Linked DNA regions of Homo sapiens: region 1 is linked to region 2. A link is a loop called in an ENCODE intact Hi-C map of the cell type or tissue named here. Cell type or tissue: OCI-LY7. All regions are shown on one strand. Each heading gives the region's core, and the rest is flanking DNA. Links, peaks and the distances in the headings are about the cores only. Region 1 overlaps ZNF532 (zinc finger protein 532). Region 2 holds the start of LOC105372146 (a long non-coding RNA gene).

Region 1 (16,000 bases), core at 3,437-11,436, 120 kb before region 2:
CATCAAACCACAGTCACTTCACTTCAGAGAGGTTCAAATCTGGTTTTTGTTTTTCTTGAGATATCTAGTTCAAGTGCCTTGCGGGTATGTACAATCAGATATCCCACAACCATTTCAGCTTTCTTAAACTAACTTCGTCATCTCTTACTCAATATCAGACTCCTCTCTTTCAATACCATTATTTTCTCAAACTAAGAATTTCACCTCCAATTCTTCTCCCTGGGCCCTGCCCACTTCCCTGGCGCTATTTTGCAGATGCGCCCTCATTCTCTTTATAATCGCTGTCGGTCCTCTATTTTGACCATCTCACCTCACACCGAGACCAATGCTCTGTTCTCCCTGTCTCCAGCCTCTTGTTCAGAATTTCCAGATAAATTTTTCTAAAATTCCTTTTAATTATAGCTATCACTCCTCCTATTAAAAATCCTGGAATCACCTTCCAAATTAAGTCCAAACTTCTTGGCCTCACACCAAATTCCCAATACAATCTGCCCCCAACCATGAGCTGCTGCGGTTCCGCGTGTGTTTTTCGCAGGCCCAGCTTTCCTTCTTAGTTTGCCCTTCTGGATAGCCTCTGACCTGGAATGCCTCCCCCAACACACACTTATCTCCATTAGCCAAGTATGAAGAACTCATTCTTCAGGTTCTACTGAAGGAAGAGCCTCAATTTCCTCATCTTCCAAAAGGGGAACTAATAGTTAACAGCCGTATCACAGGGTTATTCTACAAATGGAAACAAGTAACATGGAAAGTGCCAAGCACACAGACATTAAAAGGCTATTTTCTTCCTTTATTTTTTCTAAAAATTAAATGGGAAAAACTAAATTAATATTCTTGAGAAGAGAAAGTGAAGAAGTTGTGAGGTGATGATGGTATGATCAGAGGAAAAAGAAAAACGAGGGGATTCTTGGGTACTTCGCAGAGTGCTGGCACCGGTTCCCTACTGCATTTCATTCACTTTCAAAAGCACAGCCTTTCTCCTAATGTGGATGTGCCTCCAGTCCTACTCTAGGTATCGGCCACTAGAAGGATCACCTGGGGCCAGGTGTGGTGGCTCACCCCTATAATCCCAGCACTTTGGGAAGCCGAGGCAGGTGGATCACCTGAGGTTGGGAGTTCGAGACCACCCTGACCAACATGGAGAAACCCTGTCTCTACTAAAAATACAAAATTAGCTGGGTGTGGTGGCACATGACTGTAATCCCAGCTACTCGAGAGGCTGAGGCAGGAGAATCGCTTGAACCCGGGAGGTGGAGGCTGCAGTGAGTCGAGATCACACCATTGCACTCCAGCCTGGGCAACAAGAGCAAAACTCCATCTCAAAAAAAAAAAAAAGAAGGAGAAGGGTCACCTGGAGTCAGAAACGAAAAAGAATACACAGGTTTCTCTTAAAAGGCAGCAAAATGATCACGCCACTGCACGCCAGTCTGGGGCAACAGAGGGAGACCCTATCTCAAAAAAAGGGCAACAAAATTTCATCAATCCACAAAACATCTCAGCATTTCTGGGTCCCCTGTGACTCTTGCTTTTGACTTTGAGACTTGTGTCTTCCCCATCAAGCACTAACCAAAGATGGGCTATGATCTTAACCGCCCCCGTCTAACCCTGCCCACCCCACACCTCCACACCATGCTGACACAGACAACACCGCTGCACAGGGCCGGGCTCACAGACCAGGCCCCACAGAGAGCAGAGCACTGGGATGCGCAGCCACAATGTGACATGGGCCAGGAACCCCAAACCATAGCAGTGGTACCCATGCCCCGAAACAAACACTCTAAGAGAAGCTGGAGGAGAACAGGCATGGAGAAACCGCTGTTAGAGAGAAGACAAAGAGGAAGTGGGCTAAGAAGTCCTCACCATGCTGTTAAGGTGTCTACTCCTAGCTGTCCAGTTCTCTGGAAGGGAGGCAGCCTCAGGGAGGGAAGCCAGTGGGCACCCACTGGCCAGGCGACCAGCAAGTCAGCACTAGCCAGGCAGGCTGTGAGAGCAGGGTGGGGTGCGAAGCCAACAGAGAAATCCTGGAGCTCCAGAGGAGATGGGGACAGGGTTCTCCAGAAGCAGCCAGGATGATAAGAGGCCAGTACCCATTCAGGGCAATCCTTAGGCCATGCTAACTGGTGACTCCACCCCTGCAGGTGGACTCATCGTCACTTGTAATAGGTACTGTTGTCTGCTTGTGTATTTGTCTTCTCTCCCTCACTGGTTTAAAGTTCCAGATTCCACTTTGCAAAATTACCCACACCAGTGCTCTCCAAAGAGCAGGTGCTGGCTAAAGAGCAAATGCATCATAGTAAAATATATTAAGCGCCTAAAAGTCCTATGTATTTTCACACAGCCCACAGCCTCTACTTCTGAACCAAGAAGATATCGGAGGGGCGTGGACTCAGCTCCCCAAGGCGACTCCTCTGCACAATGGCTCTACAGACACTTGAAAACTGCCAGAGGCCGAGCGCAGTGGCTCACGCCTGTAATCCCACTTTGGAAGGCTGAGGCGGGAGGACTGAGGTCAGCCGTTCAGGACCAACCTGGCCAACATAGCTAGACTCCATCTCTAAAAAAGAAAAAAAGAAAAGTGCTAGAAGCCAAGAGGAGACGAAGGCCACTGATGTGGGCTTCACAACGCCCAGCTCCAGAAAAGAGAAGTTCAGGTCAAACAGAGACATTAAACAAGGGCATAAGAAGGAAAAGAAAGAGACCCAGAGGAAAGGTCCCATCTCGGCCATGGGTCAATACTATGAAGGTAGAAATAGAAACAGGCAGATGGTTTTTGAATTTTAATATTTTATACATGGCAAGGACTGCCCATGAAACAAGGCTGAGTGAATTCACGAGTTTCTTTCCCTTCCCTCCTGAAACCCTACAAAGATGGCATTAAAAGTATTTTTTTTTTAATTTAAATAGGCAAATAGAGACAGGAAGTAAGTGGTTGCTTAGAGCTTGGGGGTTGGGAACTGGGCATCATGGCTAAAGGATACAGGGTTTCTTTCTGAGGTGATGAAAATGTCCTAAAATTGACTGGTGGTGACTGTACAACTCTGTGAACATGTTAAAAATGACTGACCTGTGTGCTTTAAAGAGGCAGGTGGCATGGTATGTGAATTGTATGTCAATAACGGTTGCCAAAAACAATATGCTGTGAGAATGGAGTCAAAGCCAAGGTGAGGCATCAACAAAGTTTGGGGAAGAGGAGGAGGACAGGGAGGGGCAGGTGACCACCAGATCATGAAGCTCCGTCCTAAGGTCTGGTAGGAGGCTGCCATGGAGGTGGGGACGGTCAGTCCTACAGCTGCAGAGACAGCCAGGCCCTGGAGCCAGCAAAGAAAGCAGGGAGCAGGGCAGGGCTAGAAACAGGGAGCCCCCGACCCTTCATCAGCTGGGGAAGCTAGGGAGGAGGGAGAGGAGAATCTCTGGGCTATCAAAGCCGTGGAAGCTCAGGGTTCAGGGCCACAGGGTGAGCATGAGACAGAAACCAGAACAGAGAGCCTGACCTCCATTTCCTCCAGCCCTACAGCCTAAAGCCAAGTTTATCCCCCAGGCAGAAGCATGGACAAGTCTCCTAGGAAAACAAAAGCACCAGTGAAAAGATTCCGGATGCTGACTGCTGCGATCCTCCGATGAGTCCAGCTCCACGAGGAATCACAGAGAAGCCCCTGGAGGACAGGCCGCAGCTGCGCAGACAGACCTCCCGGGCAGCTCTCCACAGCCTCATCCCTAAACAATCACCAGATGCATGGGAAAGCCTCTAGACAAAGAGATCTGAATCAAAACAAAAATCAAAAATAAAGAGGACAGAGATGCTACAAGGAGAGGAAGAAAAGAATATATGTACAATTAGTATCCTCAGAGAAAAATGGACAGGAAGTTATGAAGGAACTTTTGGAAATTATAAATATTAATAACTGAAATAAAAGATAAAATAGGTGAAACAACAGAGTCAAGGAAATCAAGATCTCTCCCCAAGAGTATAACTAGAAAATAAAGACAGACGATAGAAGAGAAAAGGTATGAAAATTAAAAGTTCAATACAGCTGGTCCAACATCTGACTAAAAAGAGTGTTTCAGGCTGGGCACAGTGGCTCACGCCTGTCATCCCAGCATATTGGGAGGCCGAGGCAGGCAGATCATGAAGTCGAGAGATTGAGACCACCCTGGTCAACATGGTGGAACCCTGTCTCTACTAAAAATACAAAAATAAGCTGGGCGTGGTGGCTCGCACCTGTAGTCTCAGCTACTCAGGAGGCTGAGGCAGGAGAATCGCTTGAACCCGGGAGGCAGAGGTTGCAGTGAGTCAAGATCGCGCCACTGCACTCCAGCCTGGGTGACAGAGCAAGACTCCATCTCAAAAAAAATAAATAAATAAATAAAATTAAGTGTTTCAGAAAGAGGAAATGCAGAGAGGACATTATTACAGAAATAATACAGGAACATCTCCCAAGACAAAAGGAGACAATCCAATTGAAAGGGCCTCATTAGGCTGCCAGAAAAATAAAGGATGCCAAGTTAAATCTGAATTTCAGATAAACAAATCATCTTGTAGTGTAAGGATGTTCCACTGTTTATCTGAGCATCTTGTATTTTTTATTTGCTAAGTCTGACAACTCTCTACCTCTGCTGGCCCAATACAAGAGGTGGAAAGAAGTCCACGCTGGAGTGAAATTACAGAGCTCCAAAAAGCGAAGCAGCAGAACCAACAATCACACGGACTCGCTGTGTCCGGACTCTATTTTAAGAGGCTTGCCGCTGTGAACGCATGGATCCCCACAGCAATCTACGCGCACTCAGCACCTGTGCTTCCAGACAAAGGGGGCTCTGCCCCGGCCTGCGTGGTAGACAACCCATTTCTCTCCAGCGCTGAAAGCCAGAGACTATGCTTCTCAGTCTCATGGGAAACTTTTGTTTCATTCCCTTTTAATTTTGGAAACTGGCCAAACAAGGAGGAATTCTGGGAAAGACAGGTCAGTGGGGAAGCAGGGGGCATGTATGTGCAGGTCACAGCCCCTGCCCTGGGGTACCAGAGAAAAAGTGGGTGTCTAGGCAGGACAGGCTCCCTGATTTCCCCAGCACAGATGGTACAGTTTTGGGGAGGTGCTTAGAAGTGCCTGGAAATCAGAGAATCAAGGTGTGAGGGAATACGATAAAATCACCCTAGATGGAGACAGGCTCCTGGGAAGCTTGAGCTGCCAAGACTACACCTGGGATCAGCGGGTCTAGCGCGGCATTCACGCTGGGCTGCCGGGGCAGACTCCGGGGCCTGGCTCAGGGCTGGTCCAAGTGTGAGGCTGTCTGTTAGACTCTGGTCTTCAGGGAGAGTAGGCTGCAAGGACCTGGGTGAACACAGGGGCCAGGCCATAGACAGAGGTAGATTTGAACCCTTTAAATATTTAGGCATATCATATATACCTTGTAAATATTTAAATATACCTTTTAAATATTTAGCCATCTGGTCTCCATTAGTACTCTTGCCCCAGGCCCTACATACATTAAAGGTAGGCCTCGGAGCCATTATGATGATGGTGGTGATTATTCCTATTCTATAAGACAGAGAAGTTTAAGTGTCTTGCTCAAGGACACGTGGCTAGTGAGCAAGAGGATTCTGCCTCCACAGTCCAGGTCTGTCACCTTCTCTCTGACCACACACAGTCAGCAGGTACTATCTCAAATGAACAAGTCCAAGTTTAGCAATGTAAGCACATTATTTAGAAATAACAGAACAAACCAAAAAATTCAAATTCACTGCCTAAGGGAATTATGATGTAAAGTACTATTTTTTTGATCTATGTACATGTATTACTTTGACAAAAAATTTTAAATTGTTGAAAGGAGTTAAGTAATAATCTTTATTCATTTATTTATTTACTTACTTATTTATTTTTGAGACAGAGTCCCACTGCTTTGTCACCCAGGGTGGAGTGCAGTAGCATGGTCTCGGCTCACTGCAACCTCCGCCTCTGAATTCAAGCAATTCTCCTGCCTCAGCCTCCTAAGTAGCTGGGATTACAGGCACCTGCCACTACTCCTGGCTAATTTTCATATTTTTAGTAAAGATGGGGATTCGCCATGTTGGCCAGGCTGGTCTCAAACTCCTGATCTCAGGTGATCTGCCTGCCTCGGGCTCCCTAAGTGCTGGGATTACAGGTGTGAGCCACCGCGCCCAGCCAATCTTAACTTTACATCTCTTCCCTCGATGTAAACAACTTAAAAATTGCTCTGCTCTTCAAGTCTCATTCCTCCAGAACATAAAATATACTCATCATTTTTCCTAATGCCAATCTGTCATGATAACTAATCCTAAGGTTGTTGTTGCATTTAGTGCATTCTCAAAACTGTTTACAGTGAAATACAGCAAATTCTATTATTTGTCAGAAAATGTTCCATAATTGAAAACCCAAAAACAGTCATTTTAGATTGCAAAATCAGGTTTCGTGTATATGTGAAAGTATTATTCAGTGTATTTTTCTTTTTTAGGTCTTTTTCCCCCCAACCTCAATGCATTTAGAAGAACCTTGCTCAGTCCAAGTTAAAAATAAAGGGAAGGCAGCAGGGGGAGCTTTAAGTATTCAACTACTTTATATTCCAAAAAGCTACAAAACTTACAAAATTACGTGCTTAATGCAGAAACAGAGCAACTGTTCAGTCAAACTGACCATATCTAAGAGCACACACATCTAATGAAATGTTCATAACAATCCCCCCCACCCCTGCTAACCAAGACCAGAATCAAAGAGAAATTCCAACCCTAAGAGTATTTTGAGTCTGTTCAAGCCCCGGGGGAAAAAACAGAAAGAGAAGAGAAAAAAGCTTACAACCTAAGACTAGACCCCAGAACAAAACCACAGCCCTTTGAAGAGCGCAGTCCATACAGCCTTTCATGCCTCTACCTCGCTGGGCTGCCTGCTTTCAAATGCATGGTCACATGGGACAGGGATCTTGTCTCCCTACTTATTTTGCCGATTTATCTTCATCTGCTCCATTTGTCAGCCTAGGCTATCTTCCTCCTGTCTAAATCCCCTGAAAACACCTCCCTCTACTGATTAATCCTTCCAATCGATTGGTCTTTTCAATATTTATGTCCGTCATGTGGTGGTGTTGTTTTACTTAATAAATACCTCTACAGAAAGATCTGAGGTGGTTTATAAGAAGAGAAACATAAATAAGGCCCAAATAGGTTACAGAGGGAGAGGAATAAAAAAGCTGTATTGTTATACCTTGATAAACAGATAGCTGAGTGGGCGGATGGACAGACGGATGGGTGGATGAACAGATGGACAGATGCATATGGCTGAAGACATCCCAAGCATGTGCAGCAGCCTCTTTCCCCACCTTCCCAGCCCAGACATGGGTGGTGGCTTGACTGGGTCACAGTAGATTGGCCAGATAAAAACTGCTGCACTTACTTGAAGTGCCTAGAATAGGCAAATTAAGAGACAGGAAGTAGAAGAGAAGTTACCACAAGCAGGAGGAAGGTGAGAAGGGAGAGTTATTTATTTGGTTCAGAGCTTTTTTTGAAGGTGATGGAAAACTTTTACCATGGGTAACATATTTCATCTCACTGAACTGTACACTTATGGTTAAGATGACAAATATTATGTATATTTTACTTAAAAAACAAACAACAACAACAAAAAACAAACACTGCTAGATTTAACAGGGAAGAAAGTTACACTGCACTGAAAAGCAAGGATCTGGCTGGGTGACGCCCATAATTTCAACACTTTGGGAGGCTGAGGTGGGAAGATCGCTTGAGGCCAAGAGTTTAAGACCAGCCTGGGCAACAGAGTGAGACCTCATTTCTATTTTAAAAATTTAAAGTTAGTGAGGTGTGGTGGCATGTACCTGTGGTCTCAGCTACTTGGGAGGCTAAGGTAGGAGGACCGTTTGAGGCCAGGAGCTCAAGGCTGCCAGTGAGCTATGATCATGCCACTGCAGTACAGCCTCGTCGACAGAGTGAGACCATCTCAAAAAAAAAAAAAGAAAGAAAGAAAGAAAGTGAAGATTTGAGAAATGCACTGTATTCTAATGTCTGGCACCCCTTATGACACCTTTAGGGAAATGGGCTGATAAATACCAGCAACAGGCTAGCAACCTTTAGCAACAAGGAGTGTGAGGGGTGGGGAGCCCCGATTTTTAGCCTTTGCCCATTTCTGTGACTTAGATCCTCCCACTGGGATACATTTCAAGCTACTAACAAGATGTCCTGGTGGAGCTGGGAAGAGACACGTACGATATAGACTGGCAGCCAGCCTCAGCCAGCTCCAACAGGCAGGCCCGTCCGTCACTGTCTCCCAGAATGTTTGTAGACATTAGGAACAAAGGAGATCTTAGGGTCAAATGGTTAAACAAAGTTTAAACTGGTTTCTTTGCCACAAGAGTTCCCCAAATCTTTATCCCCAACCCATTTTGAGAGCTTTAATATATTAAAGCACATTTTGAATCGCCAAGAAGGGCTAGAGCATAAAATACTTATCAAATCTATCTGACCTCTGGACTCTCTTTTCCCTAACAGCATCTGGGAGGTGTACGTGCCCTTTTGGGAAATACTGCCTTAAAGACATGCGTCTGTTCCTTTGCAGCCAAACGTGAGACAGAGGCTGCAAGCATCTAGAAGACGACGCAGCTACTGCTCAGTGGAGGGCCACCAATACCATCTGTGACTGGCACCCTGGCAGAAAATTGAAGTTGGGCAAGCCGATTTAGGTCAAACTTTAGCAACAATTTACACAGAAAAGCCCAATTAGAGCCTCTGCCAATGGCTCTGTGCCACAGGGATAAGGGGAAAAGAAGGAGAATGGCTCAGGCACAATTTCTTTTGGCTCTTCCTGTGGGATAGTAACTTTTCTCTGAGTTCCACAATGCTTTTTCTTCTAAACTACAGAGACAAGGCCTATGTTGCCCAGGCTGGTCTTAAACTCCTGGGCTCACATGATCCTCCTGCCTTAGCCTCCCATGTGCTGGGACTACAGGCCACCATGTCCAGCTCCCAAAATGTTCATGTACATTAATCTCTAAATATTCCAAGTAGACAACAACATTAACCTAGAAAATATGCTAAAATATCTAGAAAAATTGACAGGGTAGTTTGTTCGTAAAATGCCAAGTAGTGCCTGAAAATCGAGGATGGCTTCAAGTCTAATGAAAACAAGGTGCATAAAAGGAAGATCAAGACCACACAAAAGGCAAATGATTAATTACTTCCTTAGGGAAGAATAAGGAGGTCAATATTCATAAAGCCTAGCAAATTAATACCCACAACGAGCCATGGTTTACTGGATTTGATTAGTAAGAACATCCTTTTCACTTATTCCATTATTTAAACTCTTCCTAGACCAAGGAAAGTCTATTTTCTTTTTTTTTTTTTTTTTTGAGATGGAGTCTCGCTGTTATCACCCAGGCTGGAGTGCAGTGGTGCAATCTCAGCTCACAGCAACCTCCACCCCTCAGGTTCAAGCGATTCTCCTGCCTCAGCTTACTGAGTAGCTGGGATTGCAGGTGCATACCACCACACCCGGCTAACTTTTTTGTATTTTCAGTAGAGATGGGGTTTCACCATGTTAGCCGGGCTGGTCTCAAACTCCTGACCTCAAGTTATCTGCTCACCTTGGCCTCCCAAAGTGCTAGGATTACAGGCATGAGCCACCACGCCCGGCCGGAAAGTCTACTTTCAATGGCAAGATGAAAATCATATATTTATGCTCCTGTGCATAAATGCTCTGAAGAATGTAAGACAAGTGGCAGGCCACAAAGAAAGGCCACAGCAATCTACCACAAAGTTACTCCAACACGGAAATGATGCCAGACACATCTCTTCCTTCTCCCTGTAGTTTGAGTCTAGAACCAGAAGAACATGGTGGTTCTTCTATCTCACTACCACAGACAGTAAATACAGGACAAGCAAAGAGCCACAATGAGCCCAGTGAGATTCAGGAACCACCCAGCTGATCCACAGTCAGGTAAAAACGAGTCACCATTCTACCCCCATGTAACCACTGCTCTCTCTGGCTTGTACCCACGAGAAGCAAAAGGCAAACCTTTAAATATCAAAATATCAAGCCAACCATTTCACAGGTGACAAGTTAGCTCTTAAGCAGTCCTAACAGATCAATATAATAAGCATGTGGGTCCAAAATTCACATAGCTTCCCAATTATCTCATTTCTTTCTTTTTTTTTTTTTTTGAGACAGAGTCTTGCTTTGTCGCCCAGATTGAAGTGCAGTGACATGATAACGAGTCACTGTGGTCTCAACCTCCCAGGCTCAAGCGATCCTCCCCACCTCAGCCTTCCCAAGAGCTGGGATTACAGGCACGAGCCACCACACCCGGCTAATATTTGGTATTTTGTAGTGACAGGGTTTCGCCACAGCCATGTTGCCCAGGCTGGGCAAGCGATCCACCCATCTCAGCCTCCCAAAGTGCTGGGATTACAGGTGTGAGCCGCCACGCCAGGCACCAGGCAACTAGTTATCTCATTTCTAAAGCAAACTATTAACATAATAATAGCAAGAGATTCATTGATTTCTAAATCAACTCACAGACACTTCTAATTATTCTTTTTTTATTCTTTAAAGTACATAACGCCCTTAATCCCAGCACTTTGGCAGGCCGAGGCAGGCAGATCACCTGAGGTCAGGAGTTCAAGACCAGCCTGGCCAACACATGAAACCCCGCCTCTGCTAAAAATGCAAAAATTAGCTGGGTGCGGTGGCACACGCCTGTAATCCCAGCTACTCGGGAGGCTGAGGCAGAATCGCTTGGTCCTGGGAGGGTGAGGCTGCAGTGAGCTGAAATCGCGCCATTGCACTCCAGCCTGGGTGACAGAGCAAGACTCCATCTCAAAAAAAAAAAAAAAAAGAAAGTACAAATCAGAAATTGCTGAGTTGATAATCTGGAGTAACTGACTTGCTCTCAGTTAATTGACAAGCATTCCTTGGGACTTTCTTTGCAGAGTACTACAGAAACAGCAGTCACAGATCTCATCATTTCACCCACCAGCAGCAGAAAACTGAATTCTCTTGTATGAGTTCTACTGCAGTAATGTTCCCCTCCTGTCTCTGCCACGCCCCCACTTGGGGAACCTTCAGCCAACAGAACCTCTTAGATTCAAAATCTCTACACGAACATTGCTTCTGCATCACAATTGCTCAAACTTGAATGCCAAAGTAGCATCGTTGTGAAGCGCTTTATTTAGACGACAGGCTGCCCTTTGTTCAAATGTACCTCTTTCATTCCTGGAATTTATTATGGGTATTACGTGCTCTTTGCCAATGCTCTAACACCCAGAAGTATAAGCAACAGAAACCAAAGGCCTCTGGGAGGCCTCCTCACCAGAGATCAACTGGTAACATTTGGGATACAGATTTCTAAATGCATACATAAGCATAAATATACATACACATATATAGGCATTTTCACACTCAGTAACATATCCCAGATACCGTTCCAGGTCTACGGGGCTTCCATCAAATCAGACACTCCATGTCAATTCAACAGTGTTTTCAAGAGTACCCTTTAAATTTAGATTGTGATATTCTCCAAAGAGAGTTTAAAGCCAAAGCAAGTAACCACAAGAACAACCTTTCTTCATAAATTCTTACAAAAATAACTCTTAAACAAAAAAGAAAAAACCCTTTGAGACACAGTGTTGTGTTTCACTCTTTTGCTTTAAAATCCTGAAGATATATGTTTAACTCACGATAAAATGAAAGATGAGAGAAATGGAGACATTAAAATAATTTACTCATGCGCTTAAATCATAATTTTTATGTTTAAAATGTCTCCAAGAATACCTTCTGTCACTCTATCCATCAAGATACTATATATTCTTGATTTCACAGTAAACCAGCCTTGCTTATGGGTGAGTGGGGGCTGGTATTTTAGCACTTTTACTTTCATTTTCCTAAAGGATCTTGGCCTGAAGGAAATGTTCTATTCCAAATAATAAACTACTTCCCCCAACTCAAGGTAAATGTGAACCCAGGAGTTTATCCAGCTTTAGGAGGGAGGGCAGACTGGCATAGGCTGGCACTTAGTATCACACCAGGGTGGGAAAGAGGATGGCACGTTCAACAACAAAACGAGGACTGGTCAGAACAGAGAAGGTTAACCAACTTTCTAAGAGATCCTCAGTCAAACTCATTATAAATAAATTCCTATTTTAGGTAAAAAGCTTAAAACACATGCAAGAACACAGACCAACACTAACAGTAAAAAGTCTTTTTAATCACACTTACAAAGCATGATCCATTTTACCTGATTTTTTTAAATGTTCGTAAGTACAAGCGTCCCAGGTTTCATTCATTCATTTTTGAGACAGTTTCTCTGTGTCACCCAGACTGGAGTGCAGTGACATGATCTCGGCTCACTGCAACCTCTGCCTCCTGGGTTCAGGTGATTCTCATGCCTCAGCCACCCAAGTAGCTGGGATGACAGGCATGCGCCATGATGCCCAGCTAATTTTTGTATTTTTAGTAGAGATAGGGTTTCGCCATGTTGGCCAAGCTTGTCTCAAACTCCTGGCCTCAAGTGATCTACCCACCTCAGCCTCCGAAAGTGCTGGGATTACAGGCGTGAGCCACCAGGCCAGGCCTCCAGGTTCCTTTTAAGAGGAAAGAGAGAGGCCGGGCGCAGTGGCTCATGCCTGTGATCCCAGCACTTTGGGAGGCCGAGGCAGGCAGATCACAAGATCAAGGGATCGAGACCATCCTGGCTAACATGGTGAAATCCCGTCTCTACTAAAAATTACAAAAAATTAGCCAGGCATGGTGGCGCACGTGTGTAGTCCTAGCTACTCGGGAGGCTGAGGCAGGAGAATCGCTTGAACCCAGTTAGCCCGATACGGTGGCATGCGTGTAGTTCCTGCTACTCAGGAGGCTGAGGTGGGAGGATCACTTGAACCCGGGAGGTCAAGGCTGCAGTGAGCTATGATAGCATCACTGCACCCCAGCCTGGATGACAGAGGCCCCATATCTAAAAAAATAGTTTAAGAAGGAAAAAAAAAAAGGAAGGAGAGGAACCATTTACCTACCGGGAAGAAGAGGTAAAGAGGTCTGAGGAAGAGGAAGAGGTGGAGTGGGGGAGGAGGAAGAAGAAGCTAGAGGGCAGGATGGAGAAAAAGAAGGGGAGAGGGAACAGACTGGGCATACAGTCATATTACAGTGACTGGTGAGAATACAGGTAGTACTTAATAAGTAATTCACATATCCTTCCTTACTTTTTAAATTTCTCAAAAAAAAAAAAAAATGGGCGGCAGTTAGTGCAAGGACAGAGGGAAAAGAATTCCTGTAACAGAGCAATGCGGGGTCATTGGGATTTTGGCAAGGAGATACCAGGTACAGTTTAAGGTTTAAAAAAAAGAAACCCAGAAGTCATTAAGGAGATAATGATGGAACCACCTTTATATCAAAAAAAGAATAAGGATCAAACTGGAGTCAAAGACACAATAATGGCCCTCTGGGTAGAAGAAGAGCAAATATTTAGATAAACCCAGTTGTAACAGTTAAGTACTAACCAGGGTACTTAATTTTACTTAAGAGTTATATATATACGTGTATATATATATATGTATGTGTGTGTATATATATATAACTCATATATATATATATTTTTCCTCCCCAGGCTGGAGTGCAGTGTCAAAATCTCGGCTCACTGCAACCCCCACCTCCTGAGTTCAAGTGATTCTCCTGCCTCAGCCTCCCAAGTAGCTGGGATTACAAGTGTGTGCCACCATGCCCAGCTAATTTTTTTTTTTCTTTTTTAAACACAGTCTCACCATCTCCTAGGCTGGAGTGCAGTGGCGCGATCTTGGCTTACCACAACCTCCACCTCCCGGGTTCAAACGATTCTCCTGCCTCAGCCTCCTGAGTAGCTGGGACTATACAGGTGCATGCCACCACACCTGGCTAATTTTTTATTTTTAGTAGAGGCAGGGTTTCACCATGTTGGCCAGGTTGGTCTCAAACTCCTGACCTCAGGTGATCCTGCCTTGGCCTCCCAAAGTGCTGGGATTACAGGCGTGAGCCACCGCGCCTAGCCAAATTTTGGGGTTTTTTTGTTTTTTGTTTTGAGATGGAATCACAGTCTGTCACCCAGGCTGGAGTGCAGTGGCGTGACCTCGGCTCACCGCAACCTCCACCCCCTGGGTTCAAGAGAGTCTTCTGCCTCAGCCTCCCGAGTAGCTGGGATAATTTTTGTATTTTTAGTAGAGAGGGGGTTTCACCATATTGGCCAGGCTGGTCTCAAACTCCTGACATCAAGTGATCCGCCTGTCTCAGCCTCCCAAAGTGCTGGGATTACAGGCATGAGCCACCACACCCGGCCAAGAGTTTGTATTTCTTAAACACCCACTCCACTTCTGGAAAAATATCCTTTTAAGTAGAAAGTACAAGTTAATATAAGTGCTGTTTTCTTACTAACTGTATTTTACAGAAAAAGTACAAGTACATGGATATGTGTTATATGGCTCAAGAAAGACAACCTGATAAATTTCAGGTACACCTGGAACAAGCATCCCTCTTTATTTGTGGCAGTTACCTGGAAACAGGAAGTGCCCAGGGAGGGTTTATTCACCTCTATCTAGCTAACTTCAGAGCTTTTTAACTCTATGTGTTAACTACTTAGGCATATATATCTAAAATGCTTGGAAAAGAGAGAGAAAGAAAATCACGGAAAGAGAAAACATGATTTGTAAGAGGTCTGGGGGAGAAGTACACTGAATATTCTAAATCTGAAATGCTCCAAAATCCTAAACTTTTTGAGTGCCAAATTAACACTCAAATGCTCATTTGGAACTTTCAAATTTTGGATTTTTAGATTTGAGATGTTCAACTGGTGAGTATAATGTAAATATTCCAAAATCTGGAACAAAAAAACCTAAATGCTGGTCCCAAGCATTACGGATAAGGGATACTCAGCCTGTATGAATTATATATATATATATATATATAAAATATATATATATAATATATATTATATATATATAAATTATATATATATAAATTATATATATAATTTATATATATAATTTTTTATATATATAAATTATATATATTTTATATATATATAAATTATATATATTAATTTTATATATATATAAAATATATATATATAATTTATATATATATATATATATATATATATAATTTTTTTTTTGCCTTCCTTGGAGACAGAGTTTCGCTCTTGTCGCTCAGGCTGGAGTGCAATGGTGTGATCTTGGCTCACTGCAACCTCCGCCTCCCAGGTTGAAGCGATTCTCCTGCCTCAGCCTCCCAAGTAGCTGGGGTTACAGGCGTGCGTCACCACACCCAGCTAATTTTTTGTATTTTTGTAGAGACAGGGTTTCACCATGTTGGCCAGGCTGCTCTTGACCTCCTGACCTCAGGTGATCCACCCACCTTGGCCTCCCAAAATGTTGGGATTACAGGCGTGAGCCACTGCACCCGGCCATATTTTCATTTCTGAAAAGAAAACTTACAAGAAAAATATCTGATTTTATATTTATAAAATTAGAAAACGTGACATTGTACATTCTAAGTGATTCTTTACTTTCACATGGAGTTAACGGATTTAATATTTGACTGATTTGCAGTTTGCTAAAATCACATGAAAGTTCCAAAATGTTCAATTTTCCTTTATTAATGAACTATCTAAAAGTTTTATACTGTCTGCCTATATAAAATAAAATACTCATGATGATTGTGGTTTATTATTCAACTGAGTAAATTCCTTTAAAATATATCAAGTTTTCATAATTTAGATTAGAGCATAATCCCAGAAAATCCTTAAAGATATGAAGTTCTGCTCCTTCCATTTTCTGAGAACTAGAATAGGAGAGTAGTTAGAAATAATTTATGAACGCAAAGCTCTAATCTAATAAAAAGATGTTTGGGGAGGGCTCCTTTAATTCCGCAGGAAAAGCCATTGGCATATTATTTCTGCTCCCCTCTGCCCCGGGGGACGCAGGGATAAAGCAGCTTTCACAAAGCCCGGCTGCCTCAGTCACTTCCTC
Region 2 (16,000 bases), core at 3,686-11,685:
GGAAGTGGTTAAGCAAATTATCCAAGATCTCACCAGTCAGTAGTAAGCGGAGGAGGCCCAAGGACACAGGGTGTGTTCTGGGGTTGGTGCTTACACCAGCGTGGCAGGAGCTTGGGATATTAGTCAGGAAGTGGTGTGATATAAAATAGGAAGAAGGGCCAGGTGTGGTGGCCCACGCCTGTAATCTCAGTAGTTTGGGAGGCTGAGGCAGGAGGATCACTTGAGCCCAGCAGTTTGAGGCCAGCCTGGGCGACATAGCGAGACCCCATCTCTAAATAAATAAATAAAATAAAACCAGGAAGATGGATGGGTTGGGATCAAATTAAGGAGGGACCCATGTGCCAGGATAAGAAGTTAGCACTTCATTCAATAATGACCGTTTATAAGTGGCCATCGGTGGCTTTTTAGCCAGAGAAGTGATGGGGTAAAAATATCTGAAACAAGTGGTTGAACACGAGATAGTCTGAAGGGCCAAGAGTCTGCCAGCAGATGGCTCAGCGGAGACAGAGTTGAAGTGATGGAAAATTGCTGCCTGCGATGGTGGCAACGGAACAGAAAAAGACACATGACAAGACTTAAAAAAAACACAATGGTAGGATTCCACGGTCAGGAATTCCAAAATATTTAAATCTGGGTGGCCCAAAGGAGAAGGGGTGATATCACCGAATGAACTGGCAATGCAGGAGGAAGAGCCAGTTTAGAAAGTCTTGCGCACGGAAAAAAAAGGTTTTTGTGGCATTGGCACAGATTTGAGGGAGATGAATTTAGTTTAAGATATGCTGAAACTGAAGAGCTGGCAAAGAATGAAGATGTGTAAGTCACACTTCCAGCCCTCGAGCCGTTGGTAATTCTGAGTTCCTTTTCTCTCTTACAAATACATACACAATCACACATGGACACAAATGTACGCACACACACATTATTTATATATTTATTTATTTTTTGAGACGGAATCTCACTCTGTCGCCCAGGCTGGAGTGCAGTGGCAAGATTTCAGCTCACTGCAACCTCTGCCTCCCTGGTTCAACCGATTCTTCTGCCTTAGCCTCCCGAGTAGCTAGGACTACAGGCGCACGCCACTACACCTGGCTAATTTTTGTATTTTTAGTAGAGACGAGGTTTCGCCATGTTGGCCAGGCTGATCTTGAACTCTTGACCTCAGATGATCTGCCCGCCTTGGCCTCCCAAAGTGCTGGGATTACAGGCATGAGTCACTGTGCCCAGCCTCACACACACATTCTTACATACATGCCAGAGAAGCAAATAGAAGTAGTATATAGTAAATAATAGTAAAATGAAAAAACCGTCCAAAACACTTGGTACTGACAATATATGCTACGAGTGATCTGAAAGAGAAAGATCAATTGGCCTCGTAGCATTCAAAGGGGTTACAGTAGGATCAGAGGAGGGGTATTCCTGGAACACGTGCTTACAGGCATTGAGCATCGAGGCAAACATGGAGGGAGGGATAGTGGGAGAGGACAATTATCATAGGCATCACACATTTTTTGAAAATGTGGTTTTAATGACCTCAAAGTATTCCATGCAAAACTACAATTTATTAGACGATTCCTCTAACTTTTTACATTTATGAGGTTGGCAATTTTGGCTATTATAAATTACATTAAAATGAAAGCTGGCTGGGTACAGTGGCTCACACCTGTAATCCCGTGCTTTGGGAGGAATGGGGAGGATGGCTTGAGCCCAAGAAGTCGAGGTTCCAGTGAGCTATGATCACACCACTGCACTCTAGCTTGGGTGACAAAGCAAGACCCTGTCTCAGAAAATAAATAAAATAAAATAAAATAAAGTCTCTGTAAATAATTTTTCGCTTACATCTGACCATTCTTGGAAGACAGATTCTTTGTTTTTTGAGATGGAGTTTCACTCTTGTTGCCCAGGCTGGAGTGCAATGGTGTGATCTTCGCTTACTCTAACCTCTGCCTCCTGGGTTCAAGTGATTCTCCTGCCTCAGCCTCCCAAGTATCTGGGATTACAGGTGTCCGCCACCATGACCAGCTAATTTTTTTGTATTTTTAGTAGAGACAGGGTTTCACCATGTTGGCCAGGCTGGTCTTGAACTCCTGACCTCAGGTGACCCACTTGCCTCGGCCTCCCAAAGTGCTGGGATTACAGGCGTGAGCTACTGTGCCCAGCCAGAATAGATTCTTAGAAATGGAATTAGTGGGCTGAAAAATGTCAATTAAAAAATATATATGTATATATTTTAGAGACAGGGTCTCACTCTGTTGCCCAGGCTGGAGGGCAGTGATGCAATTATAGTTCACTGCAGCCTTGACCTCCTGGGCTCAAGCTATCCTCCCACCTCGGCCATCTGAATAGCTGGGATTATAGGTACGTGCCACCATGCCCAGCTCTAAGATATTCTTGACACTCTTTGCCAACAGCCTGCTAAAAACATGGTCAGTTTGGCTGGGCAGGACGCACAGCTGTGTGTTCTGTATGACCTGTTTTACACATTAAATATTTGAAAATAAATAAAAACACAACCCACAATGTTAACAGTGCTTACCTCCGGGTGTTGAGGTTTAGGGGTGATTTAATGGACTTCTTTTTACCTTTCTATATTGTATACATTTCCAAAATAATTTTATCAAATTACTTTTTTAAGTAGGAAAATCCTATGATAGAACACTGTGCTCAAGGCATGAATCCTGTGTTGTTGCTCCAGCTCTCCAGCCGACAATGTGAACTTGGACAAGCCACTGGATCTCGGCTGAGCTAGAGCATCTGAGACAGCCACTAGGTGCTCTCAGCCCAGGACCTGGGGCACTTAAAAAACTCCTTGCTCTGAGTCCCTGCCCAGAGTAACTGCATCTGTATTTGCAGGGTCGGGTGAGGCCTGGTTATGGGAATTTTTCAAAGGTGAGTCATGGACACTAATGTGCAGTTTAGGGCAGGCTTCCCTGATCCAAAGGCTCTAAGGAAGGCCTTGAAAGCCACGATGAAGACCTCATCCCATGGGAGCTGTGGGCTCCTTCAGAGCTGGGAGAGAGGAGGCGGGTGGTGGCTGCGGCACACCTTTCTGTGTCTGTTGGCAGCATCTCAGCCGCAGGTAGCAGGTGGGGTCTGATTCATCTCCAGCAACATTTACAGACAATGAGTCACAACCAAAGAAAATCACGTATCCCGAGAGGGAAGCCAGGTCCTCTTTGATTCCAAGCACCGGGTGAGATCAGAACAGGAGGACCAGGCAGGCAGTGTCTGGCGGTGGCTCTCCCTTCCTGCAGCAGGGGAGCAAAGCCGGGGGTCTCTATTTTGGCGGGGCTTGTGGTTGAGGAGAGGGGAGTGAAGATGGGCCGGAGGGAGAAGTGGGATCAGGCTGGTGGCCTTGCTTCCTCTGGGCCAGTGAGCAGTGGCCACTCTGCTGGCCAGGCACCTACCCTCCTCCAAAGCCTGGAGATGAGGGCAAGTGAATCCTTCACTCCTCTCTTGGGGTTATTTCTATGGGGAGGGGGCTGGGCCCTCTGCTGGTTCCCTTAGCAACAGGGCCTGGCCCAGCTGCATTGTGCAGAGGCCCCAGCTAGGAAAGGCAGAGGGGGAAGGAAGGGAGGAGATGGTTTTCCACGGCCTGCCCTTCTCAGAGGTGGCGGGGGCTGTCAACATCCCAGAGCCCTTGGTTCCGGAGGGGGAGGGGATGCCCGTCGAGAACTCAGTCTTTTCCCAGGGGGAGAAGGCCAGAGAGGGGCCCCGTGGGCATCACTGAGGTCATTGTTTACATGTAGAAAATTAGGCTGCAGCCACTCTTGGCTGCATCCCGGGTGGGAGGTGTTAGAAAGAGGACCAGACCAATCTTGCCCTTTGACGCTGCCCAGAGGAGGCGACCAGTCCCCGACAGCCCTGCTTGGCGGCGGGTCCTGGCCTTCCATCCTCTGTGCGCACGCGTGGCATTTTCTGACCTGCCCTTGTCAAAATGACTGCATGTTCTTCTTAGCATTTGGATTTGCAGAGCTTCTGAAGGGCTTCTGCCTCTGAAGTCCCCTGCCCTGCCTCGGTTCTCACGCCTTCACGCTCTCCCTGCTCTTCTTGCTCTTCCATTCTGCGTGGCTGTGGTCCCCTCTCCCTCGCCCCATCTCTCCTGCTTAGCGTCCATCTCTCCCCACGTTCCTTCTTCCCATTTATTCCTCCCCCACCACTATTCCAAAGCCAAACAAATTTCCCGTCCTCTTTCCAGTCTGTTTTCCCTCAGGATAATAAAAGTTCTCTCGGGGATCAATAAAACCATCCAGGCTACAAGACATTAGCAAACTGTGACCTAGATAGGCAATGCATGTTAGAAAGCTTTTGCCAATAGTGATATTTATTTTTATTTATTTAATTTATTTATTCATTTATTTTGAGACAGAGTTTCGCTCTGTTGCCCAGGCTGAAATGTAGTGGCGCAATCTTTGCTCACTGCAACCTCCGCCTCCTGGGTTCAAGCAATTCTCCTGCCTCAGCCCCCTGAGTAGCTGGGATTACAGGCATGTGCCACCATGCCTGGCTAATTTTGTATTTTTAGTAGAGATGGGGTTTCTCCATGTTGGTCAGGCTGGTCTCGAACTCCTGACCTCAGGCGATCCGTCTGTCTCAGCTTCCCAAAGTGCTGGGATTACAGGCGTGAGCCTCCGCGCCTGGCATATATTTATTTATTTATTTATTTATTTATTTATTTATTTATTTAGAGATGGAGTTTCGCTCTGTTGCCCAGGCTGGAGTGCAGTGGGGTGACCTCAGCTCACTGCAACCTCTGCCTCCTGGGTTCAAGCGATTCTCAGCGATTCATTCCTTAGCCTCCTGAGTAGCTGGGACTACAGGTGTGTGCCACCACACCTGGCTAATTTTTGTATTTCTTTTTTTAATAGTAGAGACAGGGTTTCACCATGTTGGCTAGGCTGGTCTTGAATGTCTGACCTCAAGTGATCATCCTGCCTCAGCTTCCCAAAGTGCTGGGATTACAGGTGTGAGCCACTGCATCTGGCCCCAGTAGTGATATTTAAATGCCTTGATATGTAAAGGTTTGAGCTTCCAAATGGAGATCACGATTATTGTAAAAGTGACCACTTTTCTGACCATGCCCGATGAAAAAGATGTTAGCATATATTCTAAACGCCATTAAGTGTCTTAAAAAGAACATAAATGTCTTCTGGAGGGATATATTGATGTTTTTAGTAATTCTCATATTGCCACTTTCTTAGAGATCATTATTTCGACCTAGAAAATATCTTTTTTTTTTTTTTTTTTTTTTTTGAGATAGGGTCTGGCTCTGTTGTCTAGGCTGGAGTGCAGTGGCACAATCTCAGCTCACTGCAGCCTCCACCTCCTGGGATCAGTTGATCCGCCAGCCTTAGCCTCCTGAGTAGCTAGGACTACAGGTATGCACCACCGTGCCTGGCTAATTTTTGCATTTTTCGTAGAGACAGGATTTTGCCATGTTGCCCAGGCTGGTCTCGAACTCCTGGGCTCAAGCCATCCACCCAGCCTCGGCCTCTGTGGTGAGCTGCGTGCCCGGCCTGCAATGCTCTTAAATACACACTGGGGAGACTCAGTCACCCATTTCATGATGGCCCTTTTCATTATTGAATGCATCACCCACATAGAGGAACAATACCCAGGACCCAGCTTTCCACAAACACAGAGGAGGTGGGCTTTCCTGCACTGCTGTGATCTCAGGGCAATGGGAAGCTTCCCCATGAAGTGTCCTCTAGATCCAGGTAGTCTAACATGAACTGGGCCTGAAGTGCCAGTGTCGGAGGATGCTTCTTCTGAGGTCTTTGCTCTGTCTAGGGTCCTCTTTCCAAACGCACATGCCAATGAAGGAAATTTGGGGACCTCTTTCTGGAAAGCATTAACCGCTGCCTAGCTGGGCTTGGGGAGTCAGAGGGAGTGGGCTCCTAGGAAGAGCAACTCGGGTGTCGGGGCGAGAACAAGTGGGAGAGAGAATGGGGCAACAAGGAGAGGATAACTGAGGTCCCATTGTCCTTCCCAAGGTGTGTTTCTTTTTTTTTTTTTTAAGGCAAGGTCTCACTCTGTTGCCCAGGCTGGAGTACAGTGGTGTGACCTTGGCTCACTGCAGCCTTGACCTCCTGGGCTCAAGTGATTTTTCCACCTCAGCCTCCCATATAGCTGGGACCACAGGTGCATGCCACCATACCTGGCTAATTTTTTAAATATTTTTTTTGTAGAGATGAGGTTTTGCCATGTTGCCCAGGCTGGTCTCGAACTCCTGGACTCAAGTGATCCACCGGCCTCGGCCTCCCAAAGTGCTGGGATTACAGGAGGGAGCCACTGTGCCCAGCCAGTAAAATACTTTTAATTTGATATTTGTTTCACGGTCTCTGTTGGGCTTTCTGGCTCCTCCCTGCTAATTTTTGGCTAGAAATGGAGAAGAGGGATGGTGGCAAGAGGAGGGTGTGTGCGTGAGTGGCAGAGGGTGAAGGAGAGTGAGCTGGTTGTTGGGCTGAGTGGTAGTGGGTGGATGAGAAGGAAGCTGTCTCCCAGCTTCGACACAGGGTTGTGCACACAAGAGGCCACATGCCACACCATATACCATGCACACCACCTCACACACGCACACTGAATCACACACACCATATACACACCCCTTACCCCATGCCACACACATACAACATCACACGCACACATCATGCACATAATCACACACCACGCACATACACACCACACACACTACACTGCACATTATACACACACCACCACCAAGGCATACACACACACAGGCACATGCCACACACAGCCTTTAGCCTTTCGAGAGAATAACACTGCCACCTGGTGGCTATTCACGTGCAAAGGCCCCGCTGAGTCTCGAGCATCAGTAACACAAGTTGTGTTACTCTGTACTTAGTGACTCTGGTTCCCACAGTCGAAAGTCTGCTCTTTTGACTCTTTGACTCTGCTCCCTCATGTCCTTTTCTCTGAAAATGAGCCAAACCATAAATGTACTTCTGAGGAGTGTTCGACAGTGTTCCCGGGAAACTCTGGGTGAGACAGAGAGCACTCCGATAACATCTCCCAAACGCGCTCCTGGTGCTCAGGGCCTTCAAACCCAGACAACTGGGCTTCTTTCGGAAAGAAGCTGTGGACTTGAGGAGGCAGAGAATAGCCAAAGAAAGGGCTTGATTTCAGGAGCTGATTCCAGCCTCTGTCAATACTGTGCATGTTTTAGCTACAACGACGGAAGAGCAGAGAACCCTGCATTATCAATATCAATTTCTGCTTCCCTGACCCATGCTTGGTATCTCCAGTAACGGCTCATTTCACTTTGCGATAATTAAAAGAAATGCCATCCATTTGCATTTTGAGTTCCTGCCCTGGGCCAGGCACAGTGCCTGGGAGTTCTGTCCGCTCCATCCACTGCTGGTGGCCTCAGTCCTCCCAGAAGGTGCAAAAACAAGTGTGCTCCTTGCTTTTTCTTTTTTTGAGACAGGCTCTCTCTCTGTCACCCAGGCTGGAGTGCAGTGGCACAATCATGGCTCACTGCAGCCTTGACCTTTTGTGCCCAAGTGATCCTGTTGCCTCAGAGCTAGGACTACAGGTGTGAGCCACCACATCTGGCTAATTTTTAAATGTTTTGTAGAGGCCGGGCGCGGTGGCTCACACCTGTAATCCCAGCACTTTGGGAGGCTGAGGCAGTTGGATTGCCTGAGGTCAGGAGTTCGAGACTAGGCTGGCCAACATGGTGAAACCCCTTCTCTACTAAAAATACAAAAAATTAGCCGGGCATGGTGGCACATATCTGTAATCCCAGCTACTTAGGAGGCTGAGGGAGGATAATTGCTTGAACCTGGGAGGTGGAGGTTGCAGTGAGCCAAGATCGTGCCACTGCACCCCAGCCTGGGCAACAGAGCAAGACTCTGTCTCAAAAAAAACAAAAAAAGTTTTGTAGAGACTGGGGTTGGAGGGAGGTCTCCTTATACTGCCCAGGCTGGTCTCGAACTTCTGGGTTCAAGCAATCCTCCTGCCTTGGCCTCCCAAAGTGCTGGGATTATGGGTGTGGGCCACTGTGCCTCGCCTGCTTTCTTTTTCAACCAGTGACTCAGGAAGTCCAGGGCACAGGTGATCTTTATCTCCCTACATCGATGCAGCAACAGGGTTCAGCTGAATGAGATCCTATGCATAAGGATATGGTTTAGATTTGTGTCTCCACCCAAATCTCATGTTGAGTTGGAGGAGGGGCCTGGTGGGAGGCGATTGGATCATGAGAACGGATTTCCCCCTTGCTGTTCTCGTGATAGTGAGTGAATTCTCACGAGATCTGACGGTTTAAAAGGGTGTGGCACCTCTCCCTTTCTTCTTTCTACTGCTCCGCCATTGTGAGGGCGTGCTTGCGTCTCCTTCGCCTTCTGCCATAATTGTAAGTTTCCTGAGGCCTCTCAGCCATGCTTCCTGTACAGCCTGTGGAACTGTAAGTCTATTAAACCTCTTTTGTTCATAAATTACCCAGTGTCAGGTAGTTCTTCATAGCAGTGTGAGAACGGACTAACGCACATACTGAGCATAACTCACTGCCTATCACATCATATGTGTTCCTAATGGTAGCTGCTTATGCATATAAGTAATAACGATGCTTGGGAGCAATGTACATTTTCAAGTGCCTTGGAATTTTATAAGGACTCATTATAAGGCATCAGAATTTTCAGCTATAAGAATTTTTATTTATGAGGAAGTTTAAGTTCTTTCCAAATACTAACCCATGAGTCTTTGCAAAATCCCCTGGAAGTGACTGACCAGAAAGGGAACGCTGGCCGACCATTAATCTGAGTAATAGAGTTAGGACAAGGTACAGGCAGTTCTTCAAAGCCTCCCTCAAAGTCTGGAGCAATAAAACTGTTGTAAACAATTTGGTATTGAACTGTATGTTCTAGGTAAAGGCGGACTTATTTGCCTCAACACCGGCAAGGAATACAGTTGTGAAAAATGACTCAGGATTAGTCCACGAGCAGGGTGACAGGGAGGACTGGAGGGCTCACATCGTCCCTTCTTTTCCTCCCCAGTATTTGAATATAGGTGAAATCAAGTCAATGTGAGGATTAGAGGAGGATGTAGGATAGGAGTGTGGAAAGCGACATCGGGTGGGCTTTCAGGGCCTTGGAGAGGCAGGTGGGTTCTTGTGCCTGTGTCAGTCGTGGTGGTGAAGAGTTAAGTGCAGCTCTCTGAAGCTGAGTTGCTTCCCCCTAAGCTGCCTGTGAAGCTGGAAACTAGGCTGTTTACCTCTTATTTCTCCTGGGTCAGAACTCTAAGCACTTTCTGTTGGAGACATTTCTTTTTTTTTTTTTTTTTTTTTTTTTTTGAGATGGAGTCTCACTCTGTTGCCCAGGCTGGAGTGCAGTGGCGCAATCTCGGCTTACTGCAAGCTCAGCCTCCCGGGTTCACACCATTCTTCTGCCTCAGCCTCCCTAGTAGCTGGGACTACAGGCACCCGCTACCATGCCTGGCTAATTTTTTGTATTTTTAGTAGAGACAGGGTTTCACCTTGTTGGCCAGGATGGTCTCGATCTCTTGACCTCGTGATCCATCCGCCTCGGCCTCCCAAAGTGCTGGGATTACAGGTGTGAGCCACTGTGCCTGGCCTGTTGGAGACATTTCTAAGTGTCCAGAAGAAAGGCAAAAAAAGAAGAGTGAAAAAGTTTAGAGTAAGTCTATCATCTATGCATGTGACTGTTAGGAGTAGAGCTTAAGGCCACATTCCTTGCCACAGAGTCTAATTCCAGCTTGTTCTTTGTCTCCTTTTACCTGTCTTTAAGCTTTTTTTTTCCTTTGGAGGCAGGGTCTCCCTCAGTTGCCACTGCTGGAGTGTAGTGGCGTGATCATGGCTTACTGCAGCCTTGAACTCATGGGCTCAAGCGATCTTCCTGCCTTAGCCTCTGGAGTAGCTGGGACCAGAGGTGCGTGTCACCACGTCCAGCTAATTAATTATTATTTTTTTTAAATTTAGAAACAGGGTCTCACTATGTTGCCCAGGTTGGTCTCAAACTCCTGGGCTCAAGTGATCCTCCCACCTCAGCCTCCCAGAGTGTTGGGATTACAGGCATGAGCCACTGTGCCCAGCTGAAGCTTTTTTTTTTCCTTTTATTTTTTTCTTTTTTTTGAGATAGAGTTTCACTCTTGTTGCCCACGCTGGAGCGTGATGGCTTGATCTTGGCTCACTGCAACCTCCACCTCCTGGGTTCAAGCAATTCTCCTGCCCTCAGCCTCCTGAGTAGCTGGGATTACAGGCATGTGCCACCATGCCTGGCTAATTTTGTACTTTTAGTAGGGATGGGGTTTCACTAAGTTGGTCAGGCTGGTCTCGAACTCCTGACCTCAGGTGATCCATCTGCCTCAGCTTCCCAAAGTGCTGGGATTACAGGCACGAGCCACCATGCCCGGACCCCAGCTGAAGCTTTTTTTAAAAAGCCTTTTTATCTTAAGATGATTTAAAGCTTACAAAAGAGTTCCCATCTACCCTCCACCTAAATTCCCCTAAAGTTAGCATCTTAACATCAGGACAGCCCTCTTTACTAAACTGCAGACTTTATTCGGGTTTTACCAGTCTTTCCATGAATGTCCCTTTTGTGTTCCCAGATCTCAACTACACATGGCGCGTGTAGTCGCTTGTCTTGTCTGCTTAGCCTCCTCCTACCTGTGACAGTTCCTCTCTTTCCTGACCTTGACCCCTGACACTTATTCTGCAGACCGTCTTTCAGTTTGAGTTTGATGTTTTCACATGATTAGATGGAGGTTATGCCTTTTTGCAAGAATATCTCAGAAGTGAGGTTGTGCTCTCTTTAGCAGGCCACATCAGGGGCATGTGATGTTGACATGTCTCATTACTGGTGATGTTACTTTAGCCATATGACTAAGGTGATGTCTGCTGGTCTCTCCTCCAGCCTGTCTTTGAAGACAGCATGGCCCCTCACAGCTCCAGGACAGCCCCAACCCCAGCCAGAAGGACGCTTCTGGGAAGTTCATCTTCACCTGCAGCTCTTAGAGTCGAAAATAGGCTGCTCAGAGCTGAGCTAGGGCCCAAGTGGGTGCTCTGTAAACCTGCACGTTTCTAATTTGATAGAATTGATTATTTCAATTGAGGTTCAAGCTGATGATTACATGAAAATAAGCCAGGTGAGGTGGTTCACACTTGTAATCCCAGCACTTTAGAAGGCTGAGGTGAGAGGATCACCTGAGGCCAGGAATTTGAGACCACCTGGGCAACATAGTGAGCTCCGTCTCTACAAAAAATTAAAAATTAGCCAGGTGAGGTGGCACACCTGTAGTTTCAGCTACTCGGGAGGCTGAGGCAAGAAAATTGCTTGAGCACAGGAGGTTGAGGCTGCAGTGAACCGTGATTGCACCACTGCGCTCTGGACTGGGGGACAGAGGGAGACCCTGTATCAAAAACAGTGATCCCACCTAAGAGATGAAGGAGCTGATGGATTTATGCTCTAACTCATATCAGTCACTGGTTGAAGAGGCGGGAGTTGGTGTGAATCCCTGGGTACCTCCAGGCTGCTGGGTACATAGGCAGAACCACCTCTGGAGAAAACCCTTAGGAAACAGATGCAGATATTGGCATTTGGAAGAGCACATTGAAGTGGTGAGCCCTGCAAGATATGGGCAGAGTACCAACATCTGCTATAGGAAAGAAAGAGAAATTATGTAAGTGTTGTTGTTGTTGTTGTTGTTTTTTGTGTTTTTTTTTTTTTTTTAGAAAGTCTCGTTCTGTTGCCCAGGCTGGAGTGCAGTGGTGTGATCTTGGCTCACTGCACCCTCCGCCTTCCGGGATGAAGCAATTCTCTTGTCTCAGCTTCCCAAGTAGCTGGGATTACATGCCTGGCTAATTTTTTTGTATTTTTAGTAGAGACAGGGTTTTACCATGTTGGCCAGACTGGTTTTGAACTCCTGACCTTAAGTGATCTGCCTGCCTCAGCCTCCCAAAGTGCTAGGATTACAGGTGTGAGCCACCGTACCTGGCCAAAAATTACATAAGTTATATATTTGTGTTAGTCTTTTTGTGTTGCTATGAAGAAATACCTGAGGCTAGATTGTTTAAAGAAAAGAAGTTTATTTGGCTCACAGTTCTGCAGGCTGTACAGATAGTATAGGGCTGACATTTGCTTCTGGGGAGTCCTCAGGAAGCTTATCATGGCGGAAGGCCAAAGGAAGCCAGTCTGTCACATGGCAAGAGGAGGAGGAGGTGCCAGCCTCTTTCAAACAATCAGATCTCATGTGAACTCATAGAGTGAGAACTTGCTCATTCCTGTGAGGACAACACCAAGCCATTCATAAGGGATCCGCCCCCATCACCCAAACACTTCCCACTAGGCCCCACCTACCACATTGGGGATCACATTTCAACATGAGATTTTGAGCGGACACATCCAAACCATATAAACATTTAAACCCCAAAAGGGGTATGTGTCCTGTTCAGCTTCCTGAAGTTATTCATCTTAGTCCCCTACCAGCTAGCACAGTGCCTGGCATGGAGTGGGTATTCAGTATACATATTTCATTGTTGAGGGGAAAAAGTTTCTCAGGAAAGGGCAGAAAGTGCTGAGAAGGTCTCATGTCAGGAAGCAGCAAGAGCTGTGCATAGAAAAGACTGCAGCCGCCAGGCACGGTGGTTCAGGCCTATAATCCCAGCACTTCAGGAGGCCGAGGTGGGTGGATCATCTGAGGTCAGAAGTTTGAGACCAGCCTGGCTAACCTGATGAAACCTTGTCTCTTCTAAAAATACAAAAATTAGCTGGGTGTAGTGGTACGCACCTGTAATCCCAGCTACTTGGGAGGTTGAGGCAAGAGAATCACTTGAACCCGGGAGGCAGAGGTTGCAGTGAGCCGAGATCACACCATTGCACTCCAGCCTGGGCGACAGAGCAAGACTCTGTCTCAAAAAAAAAAATTCTTAGATAGTTCTGGAGAACAGAAATCTGAAGTCAGTTTCACTGGGCTAAAGTCAAGGTATTGGCAGGGCTGTTTTTTTCTGCAGGCTCTGAGGGGAGACGCTTCTTGGCAGCTTCCAGCTTTCATTAGCTGCCTGGGTTCCTCAGCTCATGGTCTCTTCCTCCGTCTTCAAAGAGCATCACTGCAGTCTCTCCTCTGCCGTCACATTGCCTTTTTTTTTTTTTTGTTATGAGATGGAGTCTTGCTGTGTCGCCCAGGCTGGAGTGCAGTGACCTGATCTCGGCTCACTGCAACCTCTGCCTCCCGAGTTCAAGTGATTCTTGTGTCTCAGCCTCCCAAGTAGCTGGGATTACAGGCACGTGCCACCACACCTGGCTAATTTTTTGTATTTTTAGTAGAGACAGTGTTTCACTGTGTTAGCCAGGATGGTCTCGATCTCCTGACCTCGTGATCTGCCTGCCTCAGCCTCCCAAAGTGCTGGGATTACAGGTGTGAGCCGCCGCACCTGGCCTGCCTTCTTTCTTTTTTTTTTTTTTTTGAGACAGTCTCACTCTGTTGCCAGGCTGGAGTGCAGTGGCGCGATCTCGGCTCACTGCACCCTCCACCTCCCGGGTTCAAGTGATTCTTCTGCCTCAGCCTCCTGAGTAGCTGGGCCTATAGCCGCCCACCACCACGCCCAGTTAATTTTTGTATTTTTAGTAGAGATGGGGTTTCACCATGTTGCCCAGGCTGGTTTTGAACTTCCGGCCTCAAGTGATCTGCTCGGCTTGGCCTCCCAAAGTGCTGGGATTACAGGCATGAGTCACCGTGCCCGGCTGCCTTCTTTGTGTCTGGTTCTTCCCACATTCCTGCTATAAGGATGCTTGTGATGCCATTGGCCTATCCAGATGATCCAGGACAATTTCCCCATCTTAAGATTAATCAGCTGCAGAAATCCCTTTTGCCATATAAGGTAACATTCACAGGTTCTGAGGATCAGAATGTGGACATATTTGGGGGCTGTTTTCAACCTCTGTCCCTGGGAAATTGAAGCAAGGAGACTGAACGACATCAAGCAGAGGAAATTCTCTGTAATATGGAATCCTTCCATAACATCAATCCCTATAAGGCCAAGGACTAAGGACTCTTTCAGCCATGGGAGTTTGCATGTGCGAATGGGAGCTGTGTATCTTGATGTGTTCCCCACCTTGGGGGCGAGGAGGGCATTCCCAGGACTTTCCTGAGCTATGGACAGTTTGAGGCCTGGGAGCCGCACAGGTTTCTTTCTCTAGAAAGCAGCGGAAGCCCTTTGAAATCCATTCAGCTACCAACTGGGTGGGCCATGCAGGGCCACTGGGAGCTACCCTTGGCTATGGCAATCACTGAGAATGGAAAATGGATTTCAAAACAACCAAAGTGCATCGAATTAGTTCTTTTTGGCTGCCTCTGGTGAAACTGTTTCTCGTGTTGGTTTAGTAAGAGCAATCCTGCTGGGAGCTGCATACACCAAGTGGAAGTCTCTCCTGCTTCTCAAGTAAATCAGTTTTTTTTTTTGTTTTTTTTTTTTTGAGATGGAGTCTTGCTCTGTCACCCAGGCTGGAGTGTAATCGTGGGATCTTGGCTCACTGCAACCTCTGCCTCCCAGGTTCAAGCGATTCTCCTGCCTCAGCCTCCTGAGTAGCTGGGATTACAGTACCCACCACCACGCCTGGCTAATTTTTGTATTCTGTTTAGTGGAGATGGGGTTTCACCATGTTGGCCAGGCTGGTCTTGAACTCCTGACCTCAGGTGATCAGCCCACCTTGGCCTCCCAAAGTGCTGGGATTACAGGCATGAGCCACTGCGCCCAGCCTTTTTATTTTTAATGTAACAGAGTTTAATTGAGCAAGGAACAATTCACAAATCGGGCAGCCTCTTGAGCTAGAGTAGGTTTAGAGAGACTTCAGCGCAGCTGTGTGGTAGAAGATTTATAGACAGAAAATGGAAATGGACTTACAGGAGATGGAAGTGAGATGGAAGTGAGGTAAGAAACATCCGGATTGGTTACAGCTCGTGTTTACCTTATTTGAGTAGTTTGAACAGTTAGCCCCCTTTGACCGAAACTAGGTGGTTGGCACAAGAGTAGGCTACAGTCTGTTGACACCTCCATTTAGGTTATAGTTCATTATGTACAGAGAAACCTGTAGGCTGAACTTAAATATGTAAGGAGGCAGATTTAGGCTAAACTTGATTTAACAGTTCCCCACTTTTGATCATCCTCTTGATTTTGAGAGATTGACCGAAACCTCCAGCATTGGTATCACTATCTTAAGTGTTCTTATTCTGTCTTGTAACCCACTGGGAAATAGCAGAATAGTGGGTTTTGTAAGGTGAGAACAAGGACAAGATAAGAGTTCTTGGGCCGGGCGCAGTGGCTCATGCCTGTAATCCCAGCACTGTGGGAGGCTGAGGTGGGTGGATCACAAGGTCAGGAGATCGAGACTGTCCTGGCCAATGTGGTGAAACCTCATCTCTACTAAAAATACAAAAATTAGCTGGGTGTGGTGGCACATGCCTATAATCCTAGCTACTCGGGAGGCTGAGGCAGGAGAATCGCTTGAACCAGGGAGTCGGAGCTTGCAGTGAGCCAAGATGGCGCCACTGCACTCCAGCCTGGCGACAGAGCGAGACTCCATCTCAAAAAAAAAAAAAAAAAAAAAAAAAAAAAAAAAAATTCTCAGCAGAGGCAGCTGCTTCAGAATGCCTCCGAGTTTCCAACATCCCAGAATCGGCACCACTGGAAAGGAGTGGAGTCTCTCCCTTCTGAGAGAGGAGGTGGCATCCACGTGTCCCAGAACCTCTGAGATGGTGCTGATTGCAAATCTTCTGTCCTGTTGTTAGCTCTTGTGGTAGATTCTAGAACCAGATCTGACCCAAGGACACTGAGCAGCTGGACTCTTCCTCCTCACAGCATGAATTGTTGGATTTATTGCTGCCCCCTCTCCTAATATTGTGGCTGTGAAGTCCCCAGTGGGAGACTCTTTACAGAAACCGTGGAAGGGGAAAGGTGGCCTCTTGGGTCACCACTGAGATTGTCACATCGCCTATCACAACCTCAGCATCCCACTGGTCAGTTCCCCTTTCC

What was found. Peaks named below come from ENCODE experiments on the same cell type or tissue, not always from the same donor. Only the 100,000 strongest peaks of a DNase experiment are listed, where the experiment ranks them.
Region 1: a loop joins it to region 2, with 5 times the contacts of the local background. A loop is called at or near these places in 10 of 110 quality-filtered maps.

The regions. Positions count from the first base shown.
Region 1 is chr18:58,887,831-58,903,830 of GRCh38, reverse strand. The region is part of intron 2 of ZNF532 (zinc finger protein 532); the gene reads right to left. Among named protein-coding and RNA genes, the nearest start is that of ZNF532, 31 kb to the right of the region's middle. RefSeq lists enhancers at 10,599-11,425, 13,514-14,014, 14,015-14,515. In OCI-LY7, for the core only: a CTCF peak has its summit at 6,513 (motif pointing right); DNase peaks (open chromatin) are centred at 6,830 and 7,380; H3K4me3 peaks cover 1,923 bases; H3K27ac peaks cover 2,169 bases.
Region 2 is chr18:58,772,529-58,788,528 of GRCh38, reverse strand. LOC105372146 (a long non-coding RNA gene) reads left to right here and starts at 8,311. Exons shown (of 4, transcript XR_935537.3): 1 at 8,311-8,371. RefSeq lists enhancers at 4,955-5,716, 5,717-6,479, 13,069-13,570. In OCI-LY7, for the core only: CTCF peaks have their summits at 6,585 and 6,807 (motif pointing left); a DNase peak (open chromatin) is centred at 6,778.